Linked DNA regions of Homo sapiens: region 2 is linked to region 1. The links are chromatin loops, found by intact Hi-C in ENCODE. Cell type or tissue: ascending aorta. All regions are shown on one strand.

Region 1 (8,000 bases):
GCCCATTCAGTATGATACTGGCTGTGGGTTTGTCATAGATAGCTCTTATTATTTTGAGATACGTCCCATGAATACCTAATTTATTGAGAGTTTTTAGCATGAAGGTTGTTGAATTTTGTCAAAGGCCTTTTCTGCATCTATTGAGATAATCATGTGGTTTTTGTCTTTGGTTCTGTTTACATGCTGGATTACATTTATTGATTTGCATATATTGAACCAGCCTTGCATCCCAGGGATGAAGTCCACTTGATCATGGTGGATAAGCTTTTTGATGTGCTGCTGGATTCGGTTTGCCAGTATTTTATTGAGGATTTTTGCATCACTGTTCATCAAGGATATTGGTCTAAAATTGTCTTTTTTGGTTGTGTCTCTGCCAGGCTTTGGTATCAGGATGATGCTGGCCTCATAAAATGAGTTAGAGAAGAATCCCTCTTTTTCTATTGATTGGAATAGTTTCAGAAGGAATGGTACCAGTTCCTCCTTGTACCTCTCGTAGAATTCGGCTGTGAATCCATGTGGTCCTGGACTCTTTTTGGTTGGTAAGCTATTGATTATTGCCACAATTTCAGAACCTGTTATTGGTCTATTCAGAGAGTCAACTTCTTCCTGGTTTAGTCTTGGGAGGGTGTATGTGTCGAGGAATTTATCCATTTCTTCTAGATTTTCTAGTTTATTTGCGTAGAGGTGTTTGTAGTCTTCTCTGATGGTAGTTTGTATTTCTGTGAGATCGGTGGTGATATCCCCTTTATCATTTTTTATTGCGTCTATTTGATTCTTCTCTCTTTACTTCTTTATTAGTCTTGCTAGCGGTCTATCAATTTTGTTGATCCTTTCAAAAAACCAGCTCCTGGATTCATTAATTTTTTGAAGGGTTTTTTGTGTCTCTATTTCCTTCAGTTCTGCTCTGATTTTAGTTATTTCTTGCCTTCTGCTAGCTTTTGAATGTGTTTGCTCTTGCTTTTCTAGTTCTTTTAATTGTGATGTTAGGGTGTCAATTTTGGATCTTTCCTGCTTTCTCTTGTGGGCATTTAGTGCTATAAATTTCCCTCTACACACTGCTTTGAATGTGTCCCAGAGATTCTGGTATGTTGTGTCTTTGTTCTTGTTGATTTCAAAGAACATCATAAAGAAAATAATTATATTTTCAAACACCCCCAAGAATTTTGAAGACTTGCAGAAAAATAATCTGCTCTCCCGGTGCCAATATTCTGTTGAAAGTCATAAATCCTTACTTTAAATAACTATTGAAATATTTGTGTCATTATTAGTTCACTACAGACTTAAATAAAAATCCACTGCTGTATGCAGCACCTTAAGATGAATTATAAATTATTCCTGTCTCATTCACTCAAGATACAAAATCTTAGATAGAATACCCAACTTGCTAAGCCTAAGCCATATCCCCTTGACACGGGGTTGAGAGATATGGTATCTAACTTCTCCTACATCCTAGTAAGGTATCCTAAAATTTAAATAAGAGTAATCATTACGGAAAAGGAAAGACCCCTAATCTCTCCTCTTATGTTTAACTTGTCATGATATGTGGTTATAAAGAAATGTATATATGTGTGTTTCTATATGTACATACACACACACACATATATATAGTGTTTCTGTATGTAAACACATACATACATACATATTTATGTGTATAAATATGCAATGTATTCATATGTTGATATCTCGGAATGCAGCACAATGAATCCTGTAAACATCCTGAAATCCAATTGTCTCTGTCATTTAAAATGTTTTTAGGCTTAATAGTCAGAAATGGTATTTTTTTAATTTAAAAAATGTTTTAGCTTCCCCCATCCGTTTAGTTTTAGTTGACATGTAATAATTGTATATATTTATGGGATACAGAGTGATATTTTAATACATGTACATAATATATAATGATCAAATCAGGGTAATTAGCATATGATACCTATCACCTGAAACATTTTACCTTTCTTTGTGCTGTGAACATTCAAAAATCTTCTCTTCTAGCTTTTTGGAAATATACAAAAATGATAATGAACCATATTCACCCTGTGATGCTTCAGAACACCCAAACTCATTCCTCCTATCTAGCTGTAATTTTGAATCCTTTATGCAAGTTCTCCTCCTCCTCCCCCTTATGCTTCCCAGCCTCGAATACCCACAACTCTACTCTCTACTGGAACTGGATACATTAAGGAAAATAAAATAAAGTATATTAGTAAGATTAATTTCACATGTCCTTGCTTTGTAAAATGTGGCTACTAAAAAATTTTAAATTACATATGTGGATAATATTATATCTCTACTGAACAGCACAGATCTATGGGACAGGAAAGGAAACCAATAATTAACAGGGTTGACAATTAAAGCAACAGAAAGAAGGTGGCACATGCATTTTATTTTAAGTTTTCCGAGATAGGAAATATTGAATTGGAGATTATTCATATTTTAGGAAAGTAGTGAACGGAGGCAATTAAAAATAAAAATCTTTTTTTTTTAGCATAAATTCAGTTTAGTGATTAGGAACTTGAGATTTTGCAGCCCATTACCTAATCAGAGACTATTACTACTTACGAAAAAATTCTCATGTGTAAATAGTCCCTTTTTCTTTGTAAAAGCTTGACCGAGTATTTTGCTTATGTCTCAGACTGTCATGGGGCCAAGAAGGGCTGGAAGAAGTGGATGTTTTTATTTCAATTGATTGCTTTTTGACCCTTTCCTAAGTGACAGGAGGAGTTTCATTCTTTCCTCCTCAATTGATCTTCTCACTGATTGTTTAAACAAGTGGACCATATCTTGGTTAGGTAAATCTACAGAAAATAAATGAAGAGTATGTTCTGACCTTAAACAAATGAAGTATTTTTTAAAAATCTTTTTATTATAGAGATCCAAATTTATCTGAAGATAATTACCTACCCTAATAGTAATCAATACCTGGCCAATCAGACCCTATTCACATCTACATCCATTTAGCACCTCCCTCCATCCCATATATTTAAATCCCAGATATCATACCATTTTATCTATAAACATTTCAGTATGTATTTCAGAAAATAAGGACTCTTTGTATAAAAAAACAAGGCTACAATAGCATTATCATACCTAAAAAGTAATTCTTGATTAATAAACCTTTGGTAGCATCAAATCTGCTCAGTGTAAAAAAATTTACTGGAATATTTTCATGGTGATTAAATGCAGATTAATACCAGGCTCTGAAACTTACATAGTTTTATGATATGCCATAAATAATTTACCTTTTCATGTTTCAATATATGAATTTTGATCATCTTCTCATGCTGATTTCTGAGAAAATAAAAATAGAATCAAATTGTTATCTTATTATGTCCCTCTGATTATAATACTCCTTGGCAATATAAAAATATTTTGTAACACAATTTATCCCTTAGGAACAAACTGAATTACCATTATGATTATTAACCACTAGATGCCACAGTTGCTTCACACAAATGAAATTAACTCAGCCTTGATCTGTCAAGAAAAAATGATAACATTCAAAATAGCTTAGTAAAATCCTGATTCAAAGTGTCAGTACAAGCCTAATCTTGATTATACCTTGTAACAGAAGCATAAACTGAACATTCATGTATATATTGACCTTTTACTTTCATAAATGATCAAAGAATGATTCCACCCTTTAAAGTCACTTGCGCCTTTTCTGTGATTTTAAAGTTATTAGTAACCTTTTCCAATTAGTTTTAATATCTAATGTAGTCCCATTAGAGCAGTTTGCTCAAAGACTCTCTGCTAAGTATAGCAGACTTTGTCTTGGGGTGGTTGACATTAAAGTCTTTCCAAAGCCACAGGAACACAATCTCTACAAGAAGAAATCTGTCTTCACTGTGAATCCAGATGATACCTTATGTTCCAGTAGCTACAGCTCAGAGAAGGTGGCAAATAATTCATATGTTACTGTAGTCTAATATGGACATATTTGAAATAGTTAAAGGGTTTAGGAAAGACAGAAAATCAGTTTTGTAATTTTCTTTGTAAACTATTATAATTTTAGAAGGATTTTATTATTGCTTTTTTCTCAAAATCCACTATAGAGGTGCTTCACAGAGATTTTATGAGATGGTTCACAAGTATACTTATTGGCACATTCTTGCTTAGATAAGAACAGCAACTATATGAGACATTTTTTCCAGAGTTATTATTATAGAATTACCTATATTTGTGTATTCTTTCCTCTAACACAGTATATAGATTTTTATTATATTTTGGTATGCAATTATGTTTATTTTTCTTCAATGTTAGTTCCATGAAAATTTCCTCCTCAACAACCCTTACATCCAATTGACATTTTTAAAAATTATTCCTATAACTTATTACTTAATGTTTTGAAAATAAAAAAGTGAGTTCTTGATAGAGATTTCCCAGAAAATTACCTCCTCTAAAAGTCATGTATCTTCAGAACTAAAGTGAGATGAGAAAATTACTTCACTGACTTTGGGAAACGCCCACAAATAACACCCACAAATAACAGGAATCTGAATACATATAAAATTAAATTTACATAAAAATCTTTTCCCAAAGCTTCTACTTATTACAAATAAGGAAAGGGGCAGACACTGTGCAGGAAGAAAAAAAAAAGAGGCTTGTTTTTTCCCTTCTATTCTCAAGTGATGAGGTCACTTCAATAAAGATTTAAATGTTTTCTCTAATTCTACCCTTGTCCCACTGCAGTTTATTTTCTCCCCATAGGAGCTAGAATGATCTTTGTAAACAATAAATAAAAACCAGATCACTACTCTACACAACAGCTTCATTGTCACTCGGAATAAAAGCCAAAGTCTTTATGAATGTCTGCAAGGATCTATATATGCACTGTCCAATATGGTAGTCCCTAGCCACTTGTGTCTATTGAACATTGGAAATGTGGCTAGTTTGAATTCAGGTGTGCTGTAAGTGATGAGCACACAATGGTTTTGAAAAATTAGTACTAATAAAAAGGATGTAAAATATCTCCCGATATTTTGGGTATATTAAGTTGAATAAAAAGTATGAAAATCAATTTCACCTGTTTTTAAATGAGGCTTCTAGAAAAAAATTAAATTATATATCTTGCAGTTGTGGCTCACATTATAATTCTATTCAGCACTGACCTAAATTATCAACAAGTCATCCGCTTCCTCCTTTTTCCAATCTACTTTGGCCTCTGCTGCGTCTCAATATGCCATGTCTGTGTCAAAGACTTGTGTTAGCTACTCCTTCTCCTTGAAAAGTATTATTTCAGATATCTTCAGGATTAGTTTCCTCACTTTTTTCTGTTTTCTGCTAAAAGTATCAGAAAGAACTTTCCTGACGTATCAGTTTTAAGTGGCCTCACCCAACACATAATACACTCACTATCCTTCTCTTTTTTTTAAATAAACACTTACACCGACATATTACAGATATTTCTTTATATGTAAAAATACTTCATATACACACATGCATGCGTGTGTGTGTGTGTGTGTGTGTGTGTGTGTGTGTGTAATCTCCTCTTAGAATACAAGTCCCATGAAGTCAGGACTTTGTTTTGTCTACGTTTTTTTTCTCAGTGATAGTGTCTGCCTCACAGTACATACTAAATAAGTATCTGTTAAATAAATGAAAAGATGAAATGTAATAAAAATAAGATGATAGATACCATGAGAGAGACGTTTTAGCATAAGGGAAGGGATTAGAAAATGAGAACATTTCCCAAGTGTTTACAATGAACTAAACATTATGTTAAGCACTTCATATAGTATATTAATAAAGCCTCACAGAAATGAATTTACAGATGAGAAATCAAAAACTTAGAATTTTCACAACTTGCCCAAGGTCACTTGTCTCATATGTAATATCACTTCAATGATTTCATTTTATCTGAATCTTTTCTAGTGCCTTCCCTGACTCCCATACTAAATTAGATGCTCTTATAAATATTCTCAGAGTACTCTGTATTTCTATTCATATCATTTATCACCATTGTAATTCATTTCCTAGTGTGATGTTTAATGTGTCTTCTTCAATGCACTATAAGCTTCATGATGGGAAGCACTGAATAGTTTGTTGACATCTCCATGTCCAGAGCCTTCCACCTTGTCTAATGTTTAATCTCTAATATACACTTGTTGAATAAGTGAATGAAATTAACTTCCTCTCCAAATATTCCAAACAGTTGATGAATTGGGTTATTTATGCCCAATGAGAATTAATGATTTTGTAGATCAACAATATGAATGGCATCCATTACCATAAAGCCCAGTTGAATACTGCAGGGGAGAGGGTACTGGTGTGTAGGTGGACTTATTTGTCCTTTACTGTTGACCATATGCAATAGGAAATCCTCTGTAAATGTGCTGTCCTACATGGTAACCCCTAGCCACATGGGGCTATTTAAATAAAAAGTAATTAAAATTAAATAAAATGAAAATTCATTTCTTCAATCACACTAGTCACCTTTCAATGCTCCATAATTTTATGTGGCTACTGTCTTATCAGCACAAATAAAAAAAAATTTCCATTATAGCGAAAGTTCTATTGAATAGTACTATTCTAGAAATTTTAAAATGCCTTTGACGATTTAAAAATCAGAAGGGGCCTGTTTGACTAGCTTTGTATTCTAACTAAAATTTAACTTTGAGAGAGCCCAGTAATCTGTATTCCCAAGTGTCTCTGGGAAAAACCTAGACATGGAAAAGGAGCTTCATTGTCCAGCAGATGAAACATTTAGTCAGACGTGCTCATGCACAGCCAGGGACCGGTGTGGAAAGAACCATTCCTCCAAAGGCTCCAGGCAGGCCTAGTGTTCCAGGGACGCTGCCAGCACCTCGCTGGATCGAGCCATTATGTCTAATGCCATTCAATACCATCCCTTTGCGTTTGATGTCTAAAACAGAAGACTGAAATTTGAAGAGAAGGAAGTACTTGGGATGCCAAATGCACCCCAGACTATAGCTTTATGCACAACCTTTAGAGAGAAATTTGTTAATGCTCCCTTCTTCAAAAATCATATACCTTCAGGTAATTTCTTCCTAACGTAACTAAGGCACAATGATTTTGGCCAATACAGCTTAACTTTTTTTGAGATTCTGTTGCTGGACAATTTTCCTCCCTCATTGGAGAGGTAAAATTTTCCTGTCTTTGCCTTAGAAAATAAAACGGTTCATAGGCAAGAATAAAAATCATATCCTCCATTTTATTTTTTGATTAAGTTCACTTATTTTGTGGGGGTAAGAATTTCTTTCGTTTGGATCTTCAGGGTATTGGCCCTGTGAATGTGTGCCCATTTCTCCACTATTTGCCAGTCCCACTGAGCCAATCTTCTACCAAGACTGAAAATAGACCATAGTTCTCATTTCTTGAACAGATATCATCAGGAGAGCCGAGGGGGAGACCATTAGGCAGCCCCACATTTTCCAACTCAACAGGTGGAGGACATGGGATTTTTACGTTCTTTGGGGATTGAACCCCCACACACCACCAACTCCCTTAGCCTTTCAGGATAAGTATTTCCAATCCCTCAGAGATTTTCTTAGGAGAGACCCTAACGACAATGGTGCTTCTGTGAAGGACTGAGGAGAGCTGGTGGACGATGCAGGTAGGAGGGAAGTTAGGCTGGGAGGAGAGGTGCTGGGATGGGACGTTTGGTTTCCTGACAAGTGACCGACTAGAGAGAGAAGGCGCGGAGTGGCAGCGGTAAGAACAACGTGGAAAGGACGGAAAACGCGAAGAGTGGCGCCCTGGCGGACCTGGGGCGGGGCAGAGTGGTAAGGGTCACGCCAGGACGTACCCGGCTGTGGGCCGGGGGAGGAGAGCACGGTGGGACAGCAACGAACTTGCTGGGGGCTCCCGGACCCGAGCTCCGCCGATGAGGTCAGCGGAGCCTAGGCGCCGGGAGGAGGCCAGTAGAGCCCCCAGACACGAGTGTCGGGAGGCCAGCGGAGGGGCGGGACGGGACGGGAAATGGGACGAAGAGCAAGAGCTGGGGGAGGAGGGAAGAGGGGGCGTCGGCGCTGCAAGCCGGAGGC
Region 2 (8,000 bases), 390 kb after region 1:
AGAGAAATTGTACCAGAGTTAAACGGGCAAGGAAGACTTTATTCAAAACGATTACAGTGAAAGTCAAGACTATTGTAATAGGAGTGAGAGATCAAATTCAACTTCTACTGGGAAAAAATGCAGGAGAGTTTTTAAGCACTGGGGTGAGCTAGTGGAGAAGTACTACAGGATGTTGAGGGGGAGGTTGGTCCATGTGATTAGGCCATCTGCGTTTTCTAATTGCGCTTATCCAAGTTTGACTCCTACCCTCCCACCGAAACTGAGAGAGAGGGGCACTATCTTATTTTTGGAAAAGGGGCACCTTTTTCAAAGGGGTGGCTCCCAGGTCCTAGAGAAAGACATTCCTCGGGTGTAAAACTGGCAAGAGGCTGGGAGATGTACATCTCAAAAGGGAAATAGAAAGAATCTACAATTGCAAGTTTCCTAAATTAGATGCTCTCAGTAAATGGAGGTCAGGGGTTTATAGTCAGGAATAAATCTGTTTAAAGTTTAGTCAAGCTAAGGGGAATGTTAAGGCCATCTTGGTCAGTGGATTTCTGAGCATCCATGCATATTTGACTCCAAGTTAGAGGAATACAAGGAAAACTCACTTGCCTGGAATCTCTCCCTACTTCTTCTCCTGCTGGTGAAGTTTATTCTTGTCTGGCAGGTTATAATCCTGTTGGAGTGTATATGGCCACCTAAAGACTGATCATAGGTCTTTAAGATTCAGTTTGAATAAATAAATACTTTTAGTGTTGCTATATAGTCAGCTTGGGAATAGGCTCTTCTCCTTGGACAGACAGCTTCCAGGGTTCCTGTATAGGAAATATTTCACTTTTTCACACTTTAGAGCCAATAAAAATGTACTTTTCTGCAAAAATGATGACAATGACAGGATATAACATCTGCTTTATAAGAGACAGCTGCATACAGTAGCTCCACACTAAATTTAATCTAGTCCTTAATTCTTAGCTGTGTTCCTGAGGGAGCATGACTAAAACCATTGCGTTAGCTTGTTCCCAACGATGATGTCCAATAAAGATGCCAAAAATATTTTAGCATTATTTTTATCTTTGACATTTGAAAGCAAACCACACTTACTGGTAAAATTTTGTTTAACATCTTTACTAATTGCCTTCAGTATGTTAAAAATGTAACCCTTTTAACAGTCATCTTTCCTTTTTGAGGTATTTTGTGCTAATTTAAAATACTGAAAAGGAATAAAATGCACAAGAATAAAATGAGGCAATGTGGTATTCAAACCACTCTCCTTTCTTCTCTGGCTGTGTGAATTTGCTCAAGTTTCTTCATCTCTATGAAGTTCAGTTTTCTACCTGATAAAATTGAAATAATAAAAACATCTCCTCTGCATTCTTGTTTTGAAGGTTGAGGATTATGTATGATAAGTTCTTGAAACATAGTAAGTACCTAACAGTATGTTATTATAGATCTGAAAGCTTCATATATACAGTGTGGCTGTAAGAAGGGACTACTATTGTTTCAAAACTGTAAGGCAGTTTTGAATATACCCATGAGGTATTCTGAGCCCAGATGTGGTTAATTGTTTTTCTTATTCTCACTTTCTTGAAAGAAAATTTTTTTTGAAGATTATAGTACCAAACAGAGAGCTAGAGAACAAATGCACTGCTGGATAATTGATTTGGAGGTAACTTTCATTTATGAGTTGTGAGACCAGGCCCCTGGATTCTGGACTCCAAATTCGGTATTTTTTCAAGAGTATCCAAAGAGACAAGGTCCATTCTTTGATGCAGGACCAAGGTAGCACTAATCCTTGGCTAGTTTTTGGAAGGCAATCTCAAAGCTGGATGTGATACAAACAGAATAGGTATTGGGATAACTCCAGAAAAATTTAGTCTTTCATTAATTCTTGCATGCATGCATGCATTTATTCAAAAAATATTTGTTGAGTACCTCCTACCTAGCCAGCACTATAGCAGGTGTCAGGAATAGACAAAAATAATAATAGCTAATTCTTATTATGCCCTGCTGGTACTAGGAAAGAGTTTAAATACTTTATTGCTCTTTTACTCATTTACACCTCAATAACTCCCTGAAGTCTATATTGTCGCTTTCCCCATTTTATAGATAAGAAAATTGAGTGAAAGAGAAGTTAGAAAACATATATGGTAACATAACATCGTGAAGTCAGAACCCAGGCTTTTGAACACCACTTCATAGTGTCTCCTCTAAAATAATAGTGAGCTAAGCAGACATGGTACTTGACCTTGCCTAGTGAAGGAAAAGAAATTAATCAAATAATCACAATAAGTGTATGATTATAAACAATTATAATGGGGCACATCCAAGAGTAGGAACATTACATAGAGAGAACCTGATAAGTGTGAAGGCACAGGAAGAGCATGAGAAACTGAATAAAGGCCAGGGTGGCTGGGACACAGAGATTCACGGGGGAAAACAGTGCAAAGTACCACCAGAGAGGCAAAATGTTTAGATCCTGTATAAGCCTTAACTTTGGGGTCCAGAATACCTGTGTTCCAATCCCAGCTCTGCCACTTTTTTGCTCTGTATTTGCGGCAAAGGACTTAACATCTCCGAGCTTATGTCTTTATTTTTAAAATAAGGATAATAATAAGATCTACCTCACAAAGTTACTGAAGTCAACAGATGAGTTATTTTATGTCTGGCACTTAGCATAGTGCCTGGCACATTATAAAACTAAATAAAGATTAGTTATTATGATGATTATATGAAATTATAAAAATACTTTAAATTTTATAAATTATAAAATATACAATTTCAATTCACTTACTGAATCTGATTCTTTTCTTTAGCCTGAATTAATTCTCTAATTTATAGACTTAATATTTATAGAGCAGGATGTGAGCTAAACTGTTCTGCTTTCTTCAGCAGACCCTAGACGAGAAAAAAATTTTAAAAGATAGTTTAAAGTAACAAATGTGTTAGTTGTTATAATAACCCAACTCCATTACCTTACATATGCACAGACACATGCTCTGGCACAGGCATTTGTGTGTGTGTGTGTGAGTGTGTATGTGTGCACTGTAGTTCAGACAAGCTTTCCATATTCCAGTTGGATCAAGCCGGTAAATCTGACATAGTCCAGGTCCCCAGGTAATTCCCCAGAGTGCAATTATGTTGAAACCCCAAATCACTGGCACTACTGCATCACAGTTGTTAAAACAACCCCAGAAAAGCTACACAAATGAATGAATTTCCAAATTTAGCCTGAGTGATTGCTTAGAGCAGTGACTATCATTCTAAGGAATGCAGGGGGTTAGTGCAAGGTATTGCCGAAGTAGGTGGCGGATTTCCTCCTTACACAAAACTATGATAGTTAGTGGGTTTGTAAAAACTCAGCAGAAATAAAATTCTTCATTTATTTTGTTTCCACGAGTAGAAAACAGGAGAATTTCTCTTTTTCTCTTTGTGATCAAGAGGAAGGTAGCAGTGATACCAGAGTCATCTCACAAAATGCCAAGTGAGTGGAGCTGATCCATTGGCACAGGTGACAGAAGCCTGCTTCATTACCCCCAAGCAACAGGTTTTTGTCAGCGGAAGGAATAGTCAAAGAATTTTCTGTATAGGTTATCACCCTAATAAGCCCACTGTAAAAAACACCTTAGGAAGAATTTATTGATAGTCAGCACAACGCAAGTCTAAACAGAGGCTGCAAACTGAGTGGGTGTGGAAGAGGCTTGAGGAAATAGGCTATTCATAGAGAACAGGGAGGTGCTTGCAAACAGGGAAGTTGGAGATATTCCATAAAAAGATTTTTCCTAGGGCTGTGTCATTTTGAAAAAATTTAAGTGCCTCTTTAAGCAAAAGATTGTTGGTTCCCAATCCCTGCAATAAGCCATCTGGCCTTGGGTGAGGCTATTGCCATATGGATGGTCATTTTATCTGAGGAGCAACCAAGAGCACTATGAAAAAAAAAACATGTAATAATGATCTCTAATTGACTATATAGTCTAATTTTAAAAACTATGGCAAACTCAAAGACTTCAAAGTGCTACAGGGAAAATTTGCACATGGCTGATGCCTTATCTGCCTTCCTACTCTCTACATCTCAGTCTCAGCATGCAGCTGGTCACATCTGCTTGCATGGGTCTTTATGCTGCCAGTCAAGCTGTGTGGAGAACAGGCAGCATGACTGGGTACATGGCCGCAGGTGCATCAGTAACTCCTCTAGGTAGGAACAAATAAAGTTTATGTTTGGAACAACCAACTGGAAACTCAGGAAACCCTCTTTAGTAAACATTGTAAGAAAACTTGGCATAGTTCCAAAGACAGTGTACTGTCATTTACTTTGTTTAAGGAGAAAACTTATTTTCCCAATGTGTTTTCAAAAATTTCTGATCATTATGTTTAGCTATCCAAATAGTCTAAGAAGTCAAACAAATCAGTCCTTTGCTACAGTTACCATCAACGGGATACAAAGAAATGGATATTATTTTAATAGCCAATTGCTTTCCAAAGCTACTTGAGGAATAAATATGACTTAACAGAAAATATTTGATGTTTCACTAAATTAAAGATAATGGATATCCTTGTTTTTATAAAGGGATCTAAGTCTATTGAAGATTTGAGCTGCATTCTTTCTGAAATGTGTGCATACTGATTCATTCAATTTTGAAGTAATTTATCACTTTTACAAATTAAATGACTTTCCTCTGCTTCTCACACAATGAAGTTATGTGTGAAAATTAACTAGGCCAGGCGCGGTGGCTCACGCCTGTAATCCCAGCACTTTGGGAGGCCGAGGCGGGTGGATCACGAGTTCAGGAGATGGAGACCATCCTGGCTAACACGGTGAAACCCCGTGTCTACTAAAAATACAAAAAATTAGCCAGGCGTGGTGGGGGGCGCCTGTAGTCCCAGCTACTCGAGAGGCTGAGGCAGGAGAATGCATGAACCCGGGAGGCGGAGCTTGCAGTGAGACTAGATCACGCCACTGCACTCCAGCCTGGGCGACAGAGCAAGACTCCATCACAAAAAAAAAAAAAGAAAAAAGAAGAAAAAAAAAGAAAATTAACTAATGGGCTGGGCATGGTGGCTCACGCCTGTAATCCCAGCACTTTGGGAGGCCCAGGCAGGTGGATCACGAGGTCAGGAGATTGAGACCATCCTGGCTAATACAGTGAAACCCAATCTCTACTAAAAATACAAAAAATTAGCCGGGCATGGTGGCGGGCGCCTGTAGTCCCAGCTACTCGGGAGGCTGAGGCGGGAGAATGGCCTGAACCCGGGAGGCGGAGCTTGCAGTGAGCCGAGATCATGCCACCGCACTCCAGCCTGGGCGACAGAGCAAGATTCAGTCACCAAAAAAAAAAAAAAAAAATTAACTAATGATTCTGCAATTTAATGCTCTTTCTTGAAAGAACACTCTAGGGAGTTTTATTCTGATATGCTGCTAAAGTTTAGGATATGTTTATTAATTTACAACATCCATATAAATGATTTCTGAAATTAAGAAGGGAAATGCACTCTAATTTGCCAATGTGATTGGCTTTTGTAAAATTCTTTCCAAAAAGTCACTTGAATATCCTTGATATTATACAATGAAATATCTTTATAGACTCTTACCATAACTCAGTGTTCCTGATGATTTTGTCTGTGATTATTAAACATTTTACTATCACAGAAATAGAAAAAAAATTGAAATTCCTATGAAACCACAGAAAACCCCAGATATTAAAAAAAAAAAAACTTGAACAACAACAACAAAAAAACAAATTTGGAGACACTACCCCACCTGATCTCAAAATATATTACAAGGCTATAGTATTCAAAACAAGATACTGGCATAAAAACAGATATATAGATGAATGGAACAGGAAAGACAGCCCATAAATAAATCCATGCATTTACAGCCAATTGATCTTTAACAAAGGTGCCAAGAACACAAACTGAGAAAAGAACAGTCTTTTCAATAAATGAGATTGGGAAAATTGGAAATCCATGTGCAGAAGAATGAAATTAGACCCTTATCTCACACCATACACAAAAACCAACTAAAAATGGATTAAAGACTTAAACATAAGACCTGAACATGTAAAACTACTAGGAGAAAAACAGGAAAAAAATACTTTTTGAAATTTAGTCTAAGCAAAGATTTTTTGAATATGATCCCAAAAGCATAAGTGACAAAAGCAAAAATAGACAAATGGGATTGCAACAAACTTTAAAAAGCTTTTGCACAGCAAAGAAAACAATAGAGGGAAAAGAAAACCTACAGAATGGAAGAAAACATACAGAATGAAAAAATATTAACCACTGATAAGGGGTTAATATCCAAAATATATAAGAGACTTGCTATGGCTTTGATGTTTGTCCTCTAAACCTCATGTTGACATTTAATTCCCAGTGTTGGAGGTGGGGCCTAATGGGAGGTGTTTAGGTCATGAGGTGAATTCCTCATGAACAGATTAATGTCCTCCCATGGGGGTGAGTGAGTTCTCATTCTTTTGCTCCTGAGAGATCTGGCTGTTAGAAAGATCCTGGAACCTTTTCCCTTTCTCTCTCTCCTGCACCTCTGCCCAAACACTCCCCTGTGCCTTCCACTGTAAGTGCAAGTGGCCTAAGATCCACACTAGATGCAGATGTCCAATCTTGAACTTTCTGGCCATCAGAATAGTAAGCCAAATAAACTTTTTTTTCATAAATTACTCAGCCCCAGGTGTTCCTTGATAGCACACAAAATGGACAAGACCAAACTCAAATAACTCAACAGCAAGACAAAAAATTACTCAATCTAAAAAGTGGGCAAAGAACCAAAAACAGATATTTGTCAAAAGAAGACACACAAATGGCTAACAGGTGTATGAAAAAAAAAAGTTCAACGTCACCAAGTATAAGGAAAATGCAAATTAAAAACACAGTGATATCACCTCACACCTGTTATGATGGCTGTTATCAAAAAGATGGAAGATAATAAGTATTGCCAAGGATGTGTAGAAAAGATAACACTCACATACTGTTGGTGGGAAGGTAAAACTAAAAACAGAACTACCATATGATCCAGAAATCCCACTACTGGGGATTTATAAAATAAAAATGAAATCAGCATGTCAAAGAGATATTTACACGCCCATTTTCATTGCAAACATTATTTACAACAGCCAAGATAGGAATCAACCTAAGTTTCCCCCAACAGACATATGTATAAAGAGAAAATGTGACACACACACAGATACACACAGACACACACACACACATACACACAGTGGACTACTATTAAGCCTTTAAAAAGAAGTGAGTCTTGTCATTTGCAGCATGGATGAAACTGGAGGACTTTGTGCTAAGTGAAAAACCAGACACAGAAAGACAAATATTGTATGATCTCACTTGCTTGTGAAATCTAAAAAAGTTGAACTCATAGAAGCAGAGAGTAGAGTGGTGGCTGTCAGAGGCTGGGGGATAGGACAGGTGGAGAATGAGCGCTATTGGTCAAAAAGTACAGTCTCAGACAGGATGAATAAGTTATGAAGATCTATTATATGGCATGATAACTATTGTTAATATAATGTATTGTATACTTGAAAATTGCTAAGAGAGTAGACATTAAATTTCTTACCACTAAAAAAGACAAGTATGTGAAGTAATGGCTATGTAATTTTGTTTGATTTAATAACTTCCCATTGTATGCATATGTCAAAATATCACATTGTACAGTGCAAATACATACAATTTGTATTTGTCAATTATATCTTAATAAAGCTGGGGGAATGTTAATAATGGCAATGATGGTGACAATTGCTGAACAATTGCTTTATGCTAGATACTATTATTTGGTAGTTGATATAGAGTAGTATTTAAGTACATTGGCTTTCAATTCACAGAAACCTCGTTTTCTATTACACCTTTAATGAGTACATTATTCAGCAGAAGTTAGCTTATTCATGACTGTCAGAGAAAGTCTTCTATGACCTCTTGGAACTCAATTTCTCCATATGAGAAATGGAAATAAAACACCTACCACACAGAATTGTTACTATAGCAGATAATTTATATACAGC

Evidence for each region. A loop is a pair of places that touch in the nucleus more often than their neighbours do. Peaks named below come from ENCODE experiments on the same cell type or tissue, not always from the same donor. Only the 100,000 strongest peaks of a DNase experiment are listed, where the experiment ranks them.
Region 2: a loop joins it to region 1, with 4 times the contacts of the local background. A loop is called at or near these places in 2 of 110 quality-filtered maps.

Annotation. Positions count from the first base shown.
Region 1 is chr5:129,896,225-129,904,224 of GRCh38, forward strand. CHSY3-AS1 (CHSY3 antisense RNA 1) reads right to left here. Exons shown (of 3, transcript XR_002956248.2): 2 at 3,237-3,285. It also overlaps a transcript of CHSY3 not described here. Among named protein-coding and RNA genes, the nearest start is that of CHSY3, 4.2 kb to the right of the region's middle. In ascending aorta, a CTCF peak has its summit at 3,446 (motif pointing right); a DNase peak (open chromatin) is centred at 6,767; H3K4me3 peaks cover 639 bases; H3K27ac peaks cover 1,265 bases.
Region 2 is chr5:130,286,159-130,294,158 of GRCh38, forward strand. No RefSeq gene overlaps it. Among named protein-coding and RNA genes, the nearest start is that of CHSY3-AS1, 380 kb to the left of the region's middle. In ascending aorta, no CTCF peak of the experiment used is centred here; a DNase peak (open chromatin) is centred at 3,113; H3K4me3 peaks cover 453 bases; H3K27ac peaks cover 1,415 bases.